Linked DNA regions of Homo sapiens: region 1 is linked to region 2. Evidence: read pairs that join two places in POLR2A ChIA-PET (ENCODE). Cell type or tissue: GM12878. All regions are shown on one strand. Each heading gives the region's core, and the rest is flanking DNA. Links, peaks and the distances in the headings are about the cores only.

Region 1 (8,059 bases), core at 1,449-6,448, 190 kb before region 2:
GTTCTGAAGCTCTGTGTCACTCGAGGGAATCCTATACATTGGATTTAATTGCTTAATAACTTAAAGTCAAGTAGTTTTTTAATATGATACATTCTACTGAAGGAGAGACTCATTTCATTGTTTCTAAATTTTCATTAACTTTTGCTTCCTAATCTGATAATAAAGGTTAACTCTAAGAAAGAGACTGCTGATGCCAGTGAGAGGGAAAAAACACATTTTCTCTGCCTGCTCCCTTTCTAACCATCCTCCTTAGTATTCTTGAGATTTTTCATTGACTGAAAAGCACTGATATTTCAATCCATCCCTCAAATTTGTAGTCATTGACTGTGCATGACTCTGAGAATGATCACAACATCCTGGGATTCAGAGATCCTGTACCTGAGAAGTATCAAGGCAGAGGGATTAGGGGAGATGTAGACTATGCACAATGTGAGACGTTTGATGTGGCGCTGGTGGTGCTGGGATTGGGGCCATGTTTGGTGGCAGAAATTGAGCCCCAAAGCCAGCTGCAAGAACCTGAAACCTCTTCCTTTATGCTCGCGATTTTCTATGACTTGCTTAGAACCAGGCTGGCTTGGCTGGACTTAGAGGTGGAAAAGAGAGTGAGCATCTGTCTCTCCTTGGAGGATGAGCTTTGGGTTATTGCTATTACCACACAATGTAATAAAGCTTCTTGTCTTTCTGTGTAGGAAATCTGGCATTTTTTAAAGTTTGCGCCCCACAAAGAGGAAATATTCCAAAGGTACTCAGGATGTAAAAGGGGAGATCTTCACAGATGCCTCCGTGGATGGCATGGCAATCCATCCATCAATGAGAAGACCATGATTTCTTTTAATTTTCTGTGTGTTTCCACATTCCCCAGTGAGAATTCTTCCACCTTTTTTTGTGCCATGGGAAAAACCTGAAGGGCAGGCAGAGCTGCTCCCGAACTTGTGACCTTCTCTGAGGTTGCAGCGGCTCTTGTAGAACATGACTCTGGGACATCACTTCCTTTTGTTTTCTTTCGGAGCTGAACCAAAGAATGTGCACCCTCTTTCTCTAGTGCTGTGGTGTCTGCTTATTTTTGTATTTGTGCTTTCCATCCATCTTCTGTGATCACAAGGCATTCTTAAGGTTTTCTAGCACGACTTGCGGACATCCAGACTCGTGGGGGGCCCACCCATGGCTCGGTAAGCCAGCAGCCCAGGGCACTGGCACTACCATGAGGCACTGCATTAATTGCTGCATACAGCTGTTACCCGACGGCGCACACAAGCAGCAGGTCAACTGCCAAGGGGGCCCCCATCACGGTCACCAGGCGTGCCCCACGTGCAAAGGAGAAAACAAAATTCTGTTTCGTGTGGACAGTAAGCAGATGAACTTGCTTGCTGTTCTCGAAGTGAGGACTGAAGGGAACGAAAACTGGGGTGGGTTTTTGCGCTTCAAAAAGGGGAAGCGATGTAGCCTCGTTTTTGGACTGATAATAATGACCTTGGTAATGGCTTCTTACATCCTTTCTGGGGCCCACCAAGAGCTTCTGATCTCATCACCTTTCCATTACGGAGGCTTCCCCAGCAACCCCAGCTTGATGGACAGCGAAAACCCAAGTGACACAAAGGAGCATCACCACCAATCCTCTGTAAATAATATTTCATACATGAAGGACTATCCAAGCATTAAATTAATTATCAACAGCATCACAACTAGGATTGAGTTCACGACCAGACAGCTCCCAGACTTAGAAGACCTTAAGAAGCAGGAGTTGCATGTGAGTAGCTTTGTGCTAATCTTGACTGATTGGTTGATTTTTAGAAATGAGTGCTTTTCTTTCTATCACCATCTTTGGGAACACAGAAGGAAAATGACTAAAAAATGTCTTAGATGTAGCAAGGATCATTTGACAGCCTTATGGATTTGAATGCACTGAGAGAGTGCTGTTTGCTTACGCTATGGAGTGCCAGGAAGGGAATCTGCTGTCCTGAACGCTGGGCTAGGCATGTTCAAGGGCCGCTGGCTCTCATTATTGCATTCCAGGACTTCTTGCTTGATATGTGGTCGTGGTAGTTAACAGTTGCTTTTGCAGATCACCATCATTTGGGATTTTAAAGTTGCGTTAAATTTGATTTTCTGCTTCTATTCTACATTTTAATCTCTAACGGCAATTTAAATATACAACTAGTAAAAAGATTCTGCTTAATTACCGTGTGTGCGTGTGTGTTGTGTAAGTGTCAGAAAGGTAAATTATGGTAGAATGGATTTTAATTAAACTTTTATCTTTATTCTCTCCAAGTTTTTTTTTTTTTTTTTTTTTTTTTTTTTTTTGTGGGGCGGCGGGGGAGAGGAAAGCACAGTCATTGACCGTCTACCAAGTTTTGCTTTATTTGTTAATCATTGTCAAATATTAGTTCAAATTTGAACACGGTCGTCAGTCTCAGGGCAGGTTCCCATTGCGGTTAGATTGTGTCTTTGCTCATTTTCCCCTCCTCTGTGTCTCTCCTCCTCTGTTTCCTTGCAGATGTTTTCAGTCATCCCCAACAAATTCCTTCCAAACAGTAAGAGCCCCTGTTGGTACGAGGAGTTCTCGGGGCAGAACACCACCGACCCCTACCTCACCAACTCCTACGTGCTCTACTCCAAGCGCTTCCGCTCCACCTTCGACGCCCTGCGCAAGGCCTTCTGGGGCCACCTGGCGCACGCGCACGGGAAGCACTTCCGCCTGCGCTGCCTGCCGCACTTCTACATCATAGGGCAGCCCAAGTGCGGGACCACAGACCTCTATGACCGCCTGCGGCTGCACCCTGAGGTCAAGTTCTCCGCCATCAAGGAGCCACACTGGTGGACCCGGAAGCGCTTTGGTGAGTGCTGGGTCCCAGGGCTCCTGTCTGGTCTCGTTCCTTCATTCGTTCATTCCTCCCGCAACGTTAGCGCTGGGGTTGGGGGGCGAGGGCGGCAGAAAGAGATGGCACAATTCCCTTGTTAGGAGGCTGTTCCCAGGCAAAGACCCAGCAGGGTCTGGAACTCGGTTCCCAGCCATGCAGTGAGCATTGATTGCCAGCTGTGTGCAGGACACGGGGACGAGTCAGAACTGGCAGCTCTTCTTGTTCCGAAAGCCCGGGCACATGACCCGAGCAGTCAGCAGTAAGTGCCAGTGGCCAGTAAGGGCCAGCAAGAAGGGCGTGATCCGGGCTCTTGGCTCCCAGCTCTGTGCTATTCCCTGCTCTGTGCCGCTCCCAGCTCTGTGCCGCTCCCAAGCTCTGTGCCGCTCCCAAGCTCTGTGCCGTTTCCTGCTCTGTGCCGGTCCTCTGCTCTGTGCCGTTCCTCTGCTCTGTGCCGTTCCCTGCTCTGTGCCGCTCCCTGCTCTGTGTTGTTCCCCTGCTCTGTGCTGTTCCTTGGCTCTGTGCTGCTCCCTGCTCTGTGCTGCTCCCTGCTCTGTGCTGTTCCTCTGCTCTGTGCTGCTCCCTGCTCTGTGCTGCTCCCTGCTCTGTGCTGTTCCCCTGCTCTGTGCTGTTCCCCTGCTCTGTGCTGTTCCCCTGCTCTGTGCTGTTCCTCTGCTCTGTGCTGTTCTCAGCTATGTGCTGTTCCAGCTGCAGTCACTGCACCTGGGGGAGACTGAGTTGCTTCAGGCCTCAGCTTCTCTGACCTGCCCCATCTGCCTTATGGGTTCCATATGATAACCACATGGAGATCATTCTGGAGGCCTTGCTCTCAGCCCTTTGCCGCAGGCTTACCATGACCACTGCCCATCCCTCTCTGCTCCAGCTTAACCCCATGCACCCTGCGGTCCTCAGATCACTGTTTCCTCTCTGTAACCTTTTCCTTGTGCCAGGAGAGGTTTGGTCACTGGAGCTGAGGGGTGATACGTGCCTATTGTCAACCAGAGTCCTGGCAGGCCACGAGGGTGTTTTCCAGTAATGGACTCAGGTTGACTAGAAGGGAATCTTCAAAGTTTTCCCTAGACCAACTCTTAATGTGTTTCCTGACAAACGTTTGCTTTCATCCTTTTGATGTTCGTCCTACAGTGAGCTAAAGTGTAAATGTTTCTTTTGTGGTTTAGCAGCCGCCACTGTAGGAGCCAGGGTTTCACATCCCTATGCATTTGCTGGACGTGTCTGAACACACTCCCTTGCTGTAGGGTGCTCCCCCGAGGCTCACAGTGATTTCCCCTTAATGAAAACCAGCTTTCTACCGGCAGGAAAGGAGGAAGAACAGAGGCGGGCCTCTGGAATCTAGTCTTCAATGTCACCTTGAACCTCTTGTTACTTTGGCCACGGATGTTCTCTTTCCAATTTCCATTGACTTCAGGAGTTGTGGTGTTGGGAAGTGGATTTTTAAATGTTTGCAAGTGAAATTTATTTATTTTTCAGGCAGGGGGTGAATTTAAGCTGTATGTGGCCGATGCCAGAATCCATGTCTGTCTAGAGTATGATCAGTTCCCCTTACTGTTTGGACAAAGGGCAGGGTATTTGATTGAACAGGGGGAGGAGAGAGAACATCAGGCAGGTGCTGGCTGGGCCCCATGAGGAAGGCATCATGGAGTTTATAGGATACTGCCCTTCTCTCTCCTGTGGGCAGCCCTCGGTCCTCTCTCCCTGTTTGACACAACACATGCATCCTGGGTGTCATCGCTGCCCAGCCACTTACGAGTCCCACCTGTGCACAAGTTAACCAGCCCCAGACTTTGTCCCTCCAAGCAGACATGTTTCTAGCTCTTGAGTAGGTGTTCCAGCCTTTAATCTGCCACTGTCTAGCTTAGTGGTGGTATCTTCCAGCCCTTGAAGCATGCATGGATTGAAGTGGGTAGCCAGGCCGCATAGACCCCCACCCCCATCCCCAGCAGCCCTTTCTGAAGCTTACCTGGGCTGAGCCTCTTGCTGCTGTCGCCAGGCCCTTTAGGCCTTTCCATCTCTCTTTGGTTGCTGTCTGGGAGGCCATCGCTCCAGCAGTAGCAACTTTGTCCTCAGTATCTCCTGCTTCTTGGTTCTCATAGGAATCGTCCGCCTAAGAGATGGGCTGCGAGACCGCTATCCCGTGGAAGATTATCTGGACCTCTTTGACCTGGCCGCACACCAGATCCATCAAGGACTGCAGGCCAGCTCTGCAAAGGAGCAGAGCAAGATGAATACAATCATTATCGGTAAGGCGTCTGTGTCACTCTGGCAGGGCTAGCACCCTCCCTGGGGTCCTGGCTCTGGCTCCAGGCCTAGCCCAGCTCTGCTTCACCTCCAGAACATTTACATGGTGGCAGCAAACTTCTTTTGAGCCTCCACTTCTCCACCTGGCTGTCACTCTTACCACTACATAAAATGTTCACATCACTTGAACATTACTATAAAGTGGAAATGTTGACTTTCTAATTCTTTGGAGACTTAAGGACAGCTGATGGCTTTCTTGAGAAGTTGCCATTTCTTTGTTTTTAAGAAATTAAGCAGGGATATTGACTTCTTTTCCTGATGTACTGATCTGATAAGTTTGGATGGGGGAATTATAAGTGCAGTTAACTGGTTAGTCATCGATTTGCTGCTTGGGGCTTTTGTAATCCCTGGCCACTGGGACCATATAAGACGGAGGCAGCTTCTCCTGAAATAGACTCAGCTCTGACACATCGCCTATAACTAATTGCTGTTTAAAAAGCCTAGCCCCTGTCAACCTCATGCCTTTGGGCATTCAAAGTGAGGTTGATTAATAATAATTTGTTTTAAATATTCACAAGAATATTTTATAAGTAAACATACATATTTACTCTTTAAAATTTATTTTTTATTGTATAATTTAAGGTGTACAGCATACTGTGATGTTTCGATGGAAATAGAGACAGTGAAATGATTGCTACAGTAAAGCAAATTAACATAGCCATGTTTTTTTCACAGTTACCTTTGTGTGTGGGGAGGGGGGCGTGTGTGTGGTAAAAGCACCTGAAATATACTGTCTTGGAAAATTTCCAGCATGCAATACAGGATTAATAGGATTAATAACTACAGTGCACATGCTCTACCTTAGATCTCTAGACTTGTTATTTGCCTGACATAATTCTTTTTATTGGATTCAGCTTAGAAGGCGTTTATCCACTGATGCCTTCTAAAAGAGAAATTGAGTCACGTTTTGCTTAAATTGTTTACCTTAGATAGTGATCTATTTTTTAATTTTCCTAGATCTGTTATATTTGCAATCTCCAAATTAAATAAATCTATTAGCAACTAAGAGGAATTATAATCAGCCCTTCGAAAGATGACTTTTTAACTTAAGACTCTCCTGTCCAAGGGGACAGACTTATGTGCCTAAGTCCTGACTTAACTCTTTTTTTTCTTTTAAACTCAAAGAAATTAAGTCACTGGGAGTCACCTCCAGTATGATTTGGCTGTTATCTAGTTTTTTGCAAACTTGGGAGTCCAAACTCCCCAAATCTCAAGTCTGACTTACATTTCATTGTGACTCCTATACCATATGCCTCTGGGAAAATCACATGTTCTTATGAAAGAGATGAAAATATGTATTCTCCGGCCAGGAAACAGAGACTAAGATAATGAATGAAAAAGGAAAGCCTCAGTTTGGTCTCCTAATTTTGCTTGCTCCAAGATTTTAAAAAGAATGAAAAATAAAATCACTGTGCTGATATTTACTTAAAGCAGAGTTTGGTGAGTTCTATGGTAGTCTTGTGGTGTGACAAGTATCTAGCCCTGCTTGGGCCAGCGGCCAGCTCTGTGCCTTGCGGCCGTTCATTTTTCCTGTTCCTGGACTCTGTCTGCACCTCTGCAAAGTGGGATTGTTGGACCAGGTCAGTTCTAGACTCCTTCCAGCTCTGAAATGTGACTCAGCTCTGCCCCAGCGCTTCCTCTTTGTTAGATTCGGGGCAGAAACAGCAGGATCTTTCATCATCTTGGGCCCCTAGGTCAGAGAGGACCTTTCTTCTGCTGTCTTTTTGACAGCTAGAGTCACACAAGAGGTTCAGGATTCAAGTGGCCTGAACGTGATGGCTGAACTTGAGGCCGGAGCTTTAGACATGTTGAAAGTCTCCTGCCTCTACTCCCAGGTACCCATCGTGGTACTCTTTGTTTCTTGAATTGCCATCGTCCCCCTTATGTCTTAAGGTCCGAGAGAGGAGGGGCCGTGCTTTCCTCCCCTGATCTGTCCCTGGTGCCAAGCACAATGCTGAGCACGGATTAGACACTAAGTTAATGCTTCCTGGATGGACGAAGGATGGATGGTGGCTGGATGGAAGGAAGACAGTCAGGTGGATGGACAAACGCCTCCATGGCTCTAAAACCAGTTCATTTTTGAGATCTGACAGAATTTGTGCCAATTTAGCTAGAGAGTTCACTTGTCCTTTATATTCTTATTCATTGTGAGTAGAATTTTCAAGGGACTTCTGATTGACTCGTTTTTTCTGTATCCTAGGGTATTATCTCTTTAAAAAAAGAAAGAACAAAAGGCCAGAACAGAGCTGTTCACCTGGATGTGATTACGCATCCGACAGAAATGATAGGGGCCTGCAGGGATATGATACACTTGTCACTGACCAAAGAGACTCAGTCATCTGGCTCAGTCTCTCCCCAGATAAGTAACTTTCAGATGTGTCCTGTGGTCCTTGGCAAACTGTCAGGAAATCAAGTGTAGAGCTGATTGATGAATTTCCTTTTTCCTAAACACACACATATACACACACACATACACGCACACACACTGTCTCTCCTCAAACCCTCAGGAAATTTGGCTTCATCCTCTGAGAGAGTCTGTGCTGTTGGAATGCCTGCCTGTGTCTTGGCATCACCTCTGTGCTGGGACGTGTGTTTGCCATTTACATCCTTCACTCGTGAGGACCATGATGAAATGTGAAACTGGCTGGGACCCAGTTCCCGTTCACCCAGGCTGCACTGAGTAGGCGCCAGCTGCGTGCAGAGCAGTCGCCTCGCAGGAGACAGGGCGTGTGAGCCCTGTGGCAAAGCCCCTCTCTCTTTTAGTCTTAGAGTATGCTCTGTGATGAACAGTTACAGCTTCAAGGAAGGAAATCACACTCAAATTCCTCATAAGGGTTAGTGTTCCCACCCTCCTCCTTTCTCCTGACGCTTTGGAAGGAAATCATCTA
Region 2 (8,059 bases), core at 1,605-6,604:
ACGTGCCACCATGCCCAGCTAATTTTTGTATGTTTAGTAGAGACAGGGTTTCACCATGTTGGCCGGGCTGGTCTCGAACTCCTGACCTCAAGTGGTCTGCCCGCCTTGGCCTCCCAAAGTGTTGGGATTACAGGCATGAGCCGCCACACCTGGCCAGATTCTTTCTTTTATTTATTCATTTTATTATAACAACAACACAAAAACACAACACACCTCTGGAAACCTTTCATGTACTCAGCACTGTCATAAGAACTGAGGAAACAATGCTGAGCAAAAACAGAAGAGCCCTGAGCACTTAGCAAATATTTACTGGGGGCCTATGATGTGCTGGGTCGTGTTCTAGGTGCTGAGGATGCCTAAATGACCAAAACAAGGATTCTTGCCACCTTGAAGCTTGTGTTCTAGTGCGGGAGGCAAATCAAGGCAGATGTATTAGTCCATTCTCTCACTGCTATAAAGAAACGGCTGAGACTGGATAATTCATTAAGAAAAGAGGTTTCATTGGCTCACGGTTCTGTAGGCTGTACAGGAAACATTGTGGCTTCTGCTTCTGGGAGGCCTCAGGAAACTTACAGTCATGGCGGAAAGTGAAGGGGAGGCAGGCACTGCTTACATGCCCCTAGCAGGAGCAAAAGACTGGGGAGGTGCCACACACATTTAAACAACTAGATCTCATGAGAACTCACTCATTATCAAACACAGTTCTAAGGGGGAGATCCACCCCCATGATCTAATCACCTCCCACCAGGCCCCATCTCCAACACTGGGAATTACAATTTGACGTGAGATTTGGGCAGGGACACAGATCCAAACTACATCAGCAGGAAATGTAACAAATCATAGTGTTTACTATTATAGTATGTTAGAAGGTGGCACGTACTATGGAGAGAAGGGAAACAAAACCAGCGGACAGCTGGCAGTGGTAGTCATGGGGGCAGACTCTGGGAAGGTGGCAGCTGCTTTTCAAGAAGGGGATCAATGGGGAGCCAAGGGGGTATGAGAAGAGCATTCTGGGCAGAGGGGATGGCTTGAGCAAAGGTCAGGTATAGCATGCTCGGTATAGCCAAGGGGCAGCAGGAGGTTGGAGTGAGCATCAGGGGAGAAGACATGAGCCAGAGGTAATAGGAGGCCTGCAGGCCCCCTGGAAGGACTTCAGCTTTTAGCCGTGAGCCAATTAGGGGAGCCCTGGAAAGTTCTGGACACAGGAATGACATGCTGTGGCTTACATGTGAAACGGATCAACCTAGTCACTGTGTTGACTTTTGGGGAGCAAGCATTGAAGCAGAGGCCTGTCAAGGGCGGTGACTTCAGGCCCTAGACAGGAGATGGTACTGGCTTGAGCCAAGATAGGCGTGATGGAGGGGGGTTGGAAGTGGTTGGATTTAGGTTATTTTGAAAGTAGGATTTTCTGATGCAGGGCAGATGAGGTTTGGATGAAGGATGCAAGAGAATAGAAGGGAGTCGGGCATGCTTTTTAACCTGCAACTCTGATAATCTAGTAATCTAATGGGGAGATGAAATTACTGAAAAAAATCCCACCTGGGAATGCATAATTACAATGAGTCCTGGGAAGGAGAGGAGCAGGTGCATTCATTCCCTGGGACTGCCATGACAAAGTTGGGAGCCCAGATAGGGAAACTGAAGACAACAAACACTGATTCTCTCACAATTCTGGAGGCTTGAAATCTGAAATCAAGGTGTTAGCAGGGCATCGCTCCTTCCGAAGTCTCTAAGAAAGGGTCCCTCCTTGCCCTTTCCAGCGTCTGGTGGCCTCAGGCATTCTGTGGCATCCCTGGGCTGGTAGATGCATCACCCCAGTCTCTGCCTCCCTGGTACCTCAGGCTTCTTCCAGTGAGCCTCTACATCATCTGTCCTCTGCCTGTGTGTCTCTGTGTTCAGATATCCCCTTGTTTAAAGACACAGTCATGCTGGATATGCCCATCCTGCTCTAAGCTGACTGCATCTTAACTAAGTGCATCTGTCCCAGCCCCCTTTTTTTTTTTTTTTTTGAGATGATGTCTCGTTCTGTCACCCAGGCTGGAGTGTAGTGGCGTGATCTTGGCTCACTGCAACCTCCATCTCCCGGGTTCAAGCGATTCCCCTGCCTCAGCCTCCCGAGGAGCTGGGATTACAGGTGCGTGCCACCATGCCCGGCTAATTTTTTGTATTTTTAGTAGAGCTGGGGTTTCACTGTGTTAGCCAGAATGGTCTGGATCTCCTGATCTTGTGATCCGCCCGCCTTGGCCTCCCAAAGTGCTGGGATTACAGGCATGAGCCACCGTGCCTGGTCACCAGCCCTATTTCTAAATAAGGTCACATTCTGAGATTCCAAGAGTTAGGGCATGAGCCTATTTTGGAGAGGGGGAACACAATTCAATACTGTGGTTCTGTATGCCCAATATATCTGCCTCAGGCTGGAGCTTGGAGGACTTTCCTGAGGATGGAGTGAGTACTTGGGCTAATAAATGAAGAAGGATTATAAGTTGAGAGTTTATTGGACAAAGGGTAGGCAGAGGGAGAGAAGAGCATTCCAGGTCAAAGAGAAGAGTATGTGCAAAGGCCCTGTGGTGGTGGGGAACATGGTCTATTGGAAGGACTTAGGCAAAGCCAGTGTGACTGGAGCTACACTGTGGTTATGGAGCAATGTCATGGCCAATGGCCATGAGAAAAAGAGCTTTCCACCATTAGTCGTCAAGTAAATACAAATGAAAGCCGCAATGAGACAGGATGCACAGACACCAGAATGGCTTTGAAAAAAGGATAATATCAAGTGTGGACAAAGATGTAGGGCAATGGAAGCGTTCATAAAATGCTGGGAATGTAAAGTAGCACAGCCACTTGGAAACCTGTTTGGCAGTATAATAGTCTGTCTTTATCTGGGGGATATATTCGAAGACCCCGATGAATGCATGAAAGTGTGGATAGTACCAAATGCTCTTAGATGCTAAGCGTGGATTTCTTTTTCTTTCACCACAATTTCACAGGTAGAAAATTCATTCTTACCGTAGATCTTAGCAGCGTCAGCATACGATTTTCTTTCTTTTTAAAATTAAGTTGAGACCTTTCATCTTTTCACTTAAAGGAAGCATTTTACTTGTCTCCTGGGCATATCTGAATTACCAATATCAATACCCTTGCATTGTGGGGCCATTATTAAGTAAAAGATTACTTCAACACAAGCACCGCAATACCAGCTCTTTGATAACCAAGATGGCTGCTAAGTGACTACTGGGCGGCTAAAGTAGACAGTGTGGATCGCCAGACAAAGGGAGGATTCACATCAACGTTGGATGGTGAGAAACGGTGTGAGATTTTTGTCACCCTACCCAGAATGGCATGCAGTTTATAAATTGGTTATTTCTGGAATTTCCCATTTAATATTTTCAGACTGTGGTTGACTTCAGATAACTGAAACCATGGAAAGAGAAACCACAGATAACGGGGGACTATTGTATTTATTAAAGTTGAACATTCTCATGCACATTGACCTAACAGATTCACTCTCATTCCTAAATGGAAATGTGCTCACATGTGCACAAGAAGACATACATAGGTATGTTCATAGCAGCATTATTTATAACCCCCAAATGGAAATAGTCCAGATATATCATGTCATTTTTTATGTACTACAGTGAAATACTATATGACAGTTAAAAGGACTAAATTACTACTGCATGCAATTGTCTGGGTGAATCTCCCAGATATAATAAATATTGAGCAGAAGAAGCCAGACAAAAAGAGTAGTTACAGTAGGTTTCATTTATATAAAGTTTGAAAATAAGAAAACCAACCTGAGGAGATAGAAGTCAGAGTGGTGGTTATGTCTGCGGGAAGTTAATGTCTGGGAAGGGGCACAGGGAGCTTCTGACATGGTGCTCATGGTCTACATCTTGGTCTGGATGTGGTTATGTGGGTACATGCAGTTTGTCAAAATTGGTTGAGCTGCACACTTAGGATTTGCACACTTTTCTGTATCTATTATAAAATTAATGAAAACTTTACAAAGAAGCTGCTCAACTAAAGAAGAGAGGTATATTTGATTTAGCCTTTTAAAAGTGAATGTAAGGCCGGGCACGGTGGCTCACACCTGTAATCCCAGCACTTTGGGAGGTTGAAGCAGGCGGATCACCTGAGGTCAGGAGATCGAGACCAGCCTGACCAACATGGTAAACCTTGTCTGTACTAAAAATACAAAAATTAGCCAGATGTGGTGGCAGGTGCCTGTAATCCCAGCTAATGAATCCAGGAGGCAGAGGTTGCAGTGAGCTGAGATTGTGCCATTGCACTCCAGCCTGGGCAACAAGAGCGAAACTCCATCTCAAAAAAAAAAAAAAAAAAAAGAGTGAACGTTAAGAATATAATAAATGAAATTAGGTGATAAAGGGGATAAAGGGGAAGGAGGAGAGGCAGCAGGAAGTAGAAATAATGATTTCATCACTGCCTATAGTAGGGAGTTAATGGGTACTTTCTAAGAAAATACAGAATTAAGTATGTTACGTAAGACTTAGTTACTAAATCAACCACTAAAACAAAGGTACAGCTCATTAGCATTTTCAGAGGTATGCACTTAAAGCAAAAAACACAAAAAACACAAAACCGATCAATAGATAAAAATAAAACAAAGCCACAGGAAGCAATAAAAATAGAATATCTAAGAAACACGGATGATTCATTCAGACAAAGAACATCTGTCAATGGGCTAAATGGACCTAACTTACTATTAATAGAACAAAACTGAAATTGTACCATAAAGCAAATTTAATCACAGGTCACAGCAGGCACATACTAAACATAAAGGGAATCATACTTGTACCCCCAGTGGCTTCCATGTATTGACTGTCTTTTCTGTGCCAGGCACCATACAAAATACTTGTAACTGTGACAATGGTATTATCACATATTTTATTTCTATCCTCATTTTATAGATCAACTGACCTAACTGGGGGTATTTAAATAATGAGCTGTAGAATGAGGACTTGCACTTGACCTGCATGCATTTCTGAAGGCGATTCTGAGCTGTGCTGCCTTCTTGGAGTGCATAGGAGGATACACACAATCTTTATTGGGTCACTCATAAATGAATTAATAATTGCTTAAGAATTAAACTTGTTCCATAGATATACAATGTTAATGGCTAAAGCATTTCCCAGATTGGAGTTAAATTGAATTAGAATGTTGATGTGAAAACATTTGCCTGTTTCTTTTTCAGTTAGTATATTTCTTCATCTTTTCTTCTTTTAAATAGTTAATAAATGGTTTATGGTGTGTTGAATAGAATTTATTTTTAAATATTTTTAATTTTAAACCGTGGATGTTTACTAGTTTCCTTGGCCAATGCAAGGAAATAGTTAAGAAATTGGTTTTGGTTTTAAAAGTTGCTTCAAAAACAATGAATACAGTGTTTTTGTACAGCCTACTTTACCGATGATTAAGGTTGGAATTGGGACAAGGTGCATTGCCAATTTGCAGAAGGATCAGCAGATTGCACCTGGAAAGTTTTATGGGTTTATAGCAGTGGTTTATTACAGAGGTTTATTGAAGGCAGACATTCAGACCACATGATGGCCATTTTATGGCAGATTACTTACTTTACTAATCAAATGTCACAGCTAACGTTTTTTAGATAACCTCCCCCTGAAAAGGCATTAACTTGCTGATAATCTATAGTTTCAGCTATTGCTTCTAAATTTTTTTCTCAAAAATATTTTAAAATAACTATCACTTTATCCTGTTTCTCTCCAAATAGCCCTGGGATACGTCTGCAGAGAGGCAGCTGTAAGTCAATTATCCTGGAGTCACTAAATAGTTACATTCACTTGGATATGACTTTTTATTTGCTTCCAGATGTTTCTGTGTAGAGGCAGCCCATGATTATGAAATATGTACAGTGCAGATCAGTGACTCACTGCCGCAGAATGATTTTGATATTCACTGTTGTCTCTATCTCTCAGAAATCAAAGCCCTTTGCATAATACCTAGCACGTAGTCAATGCTCTGTAGATACCTGAAAAATGAAAGAATCAACAGTAGACATTGTATCAGTCACCCTCTATATCTATGTATCCCTTTCCTTTTACTTTTTAAAATTGCTTTTTAAAACTTGTTTTAATCAATTTTATAACAAACAAACACACTTCACATTCCACCCGGCCCCTGACTACCATCAAGCACTGTGGATGGCACAGCTACTGGAAACTCTTTTTAATTGTCTCTTTGGGAATTGAAATCTTCAATTCTTTTTCTTTTTTTTTTGAGACAGAGTCTCGCCCTGTTGCCCAGGCTAGAGTGCAGTGGTGCCATCTCGGCTCACTGCAACCTCCGCCTCTCAGGTTCAAGCAATTCTCCTGCCTCAGCCTCCTGAGTGGCTGAGATTACAGGCCTGTACCACCACACTCGGCAAATGTTCTATATTTTTGGTAGAGACAAGGTTTCACCGTGTTGGCCAGGCTAGTCTAGAACTCCTGACTTCAAGTGATCCACCCACCTTGGCCTCCCAAAGTGCTGGGATTACAGGCGTGAGCCACCGCACCTGGCCTGAAATCTTCACTTCTAAATAATATGCACATATTGATCTGTATCAATTTATAGATGTAGACTTGATGTTTTAGATCCCTATTCTGGAAGATGAGGCTATCACCCATTTTTATCACCCCTTTCCTCTCTTCCATCTTTCCAATAAAATTGTAGCTCAATTTTTGGGTAAATCTGTATCTAAGGTTTTCATTATTATGACTGAAAATTTTGCTTCCTACTTACTGAGCCAAGAAATACTTTAATTTTGAGTCAGGAAATATTTACTTCATATCATTTCTTAACAACCTTTTGTTTTCCTGGGCCTGCTTGTATTTTTAAGAACATATTCTCCCCACACCCTGCAATAGGTCTGGATCTGAAAAAACAAACAAACAAAAAAAACCTTCAATATCATTTTTTATGCAGCCACATCTGTTCAGTGGTTTTTAGTCCTGCTTTGTGTTTTACGTTTCTGTTAGATACTCTTTCAGAAGCCATTTCACCTGCTGCATTCTGAATGGGCTACTCTCTGGGTCTCCTACATGTCTACTGTCTTGGGTCTTCTTCACCATCATTCTGATAATTCTCTGCTATGTTGGAACCCTTGATTTCTGGGTCTGATATATTCCTCTCTGTAGTGTTCTGCCTCATTTTTTTGGAGTGCATCCTCTAGTACAGGGTCCCCAAGTCCCCCGTCCACAGACCAGTACCAATCTATGGCCGGTTAGGAACGGGGCTTTCACAGCAAGAAGTGAGTGGCAGGCCAGAGAGCAAAGCTTCACCTGTTTTTACAGCCACTCCCCATTGCTCAAATTACGGCCTGAACTCCACCTCCTGTAAGATCAGCAGTGGTATTAGATGCTCAAAGGAGCGCAAACCCTACTGTGAACTGTGCATATAGGGGATCTGGGTTGTGCGCTCCTTATGAGAATCTAATGCCTGATGATCTGTCACTGTCTCCCATCACCTCCAGATGAAAATGTCTAGTTGCAGGAAAACGAGCTCAGGCTACCATTGATTCTACGTTATGGTAAGTTGTGTAATTTTATTTCATTATATATTACAATTTAATAATAATAGAAATAAAGTGCACAATACATATAATATGCTTAAATTATCCCAAAACCATCCCCCACCCCCAGATGGTGGAAAAACCAGTCCCTGGTGCCAGAAAGTTTGGGGACTGCTGCTTCAGTAGCTTCATGGAAATGGTGTATGAAAAATAGATTTTTTGAGAGTCTGTGAATCTGAAAATGTCTTTATTTTGCCATCATGATTGATAGTTTGGCTGAGTGTAAAAATTCTAGGATGAAAAATCTTTCCCTTTTGAACTTTGAAAGCACCATCCCTCCATTCTTCTAGCTTCAGATGCTGCTATTGAGAATTCTGATGTCATTCTTATTCCTCTTTCTTTCTTTGTGTGTGTTCCTTTTACTGCTTGTTTCCTCTTTGGAAACTTTTAGAATCTTTTCTTTATTTCTGATGTTTTGAAGTTTCAAAATGATATTCCATGGTGTGTATATTAGTTTATTATGTGTACTAGATT

The links. Peaks named below come from ENCODE experiments on the same cell type or tissue, not always from the same donor. Only the 100,000 strongest peaks of a DNase experiment are listed, where the experiment ranks them.
Region 1: POLR2A ChIA-PET joins it to region 2 with 8 read pairs; 1 of 35 experiments calls an interaction of 5 or more read pairs at or near these places.

The regions. Positions count from the first base shown.
Region 1 is chr10:124,039,355-124,047,413 of GRCh38, reverse strand. CHST15 (carbohydrate sulfotransferase 15) reads left to right here. Exons shown (of 8, transcript NM_001270764.2): 2 at 690-1,747; 3 at 2,495-2,834; 4 at 4,967-5,113. The coding sequence starts at 1,202. Among named protein-coding and RNA genes, the nearest start is that of CHST15, 50 kb to the left of the region's middle. RefSeq lists an enhancer at 3,940-4,179. In GM12878, for the core only: no CTCF peak of the experiment used is centred there; a DNase peak (open chromatin) is centred at 3,973; H3K27ac peaks cover 723 bases.
Region 2 is chr10:123,845,719-123,853,777 of GRCh38, reverse strand. The region is part of intron 3 of CPXM2 (carboxypeptidase X, M14 family member 2); the gene reads left to right. Among named protein-coding and RNA genes, the nearest start is that of CPXM2, 42 kb to the left of the region's middle. In GM12878, for the core only: no CTCF peak of the experiment used is centred there; a DNase peak (open chromatin) is centred at 4,597; H3K27ac peaks cover 258 bases.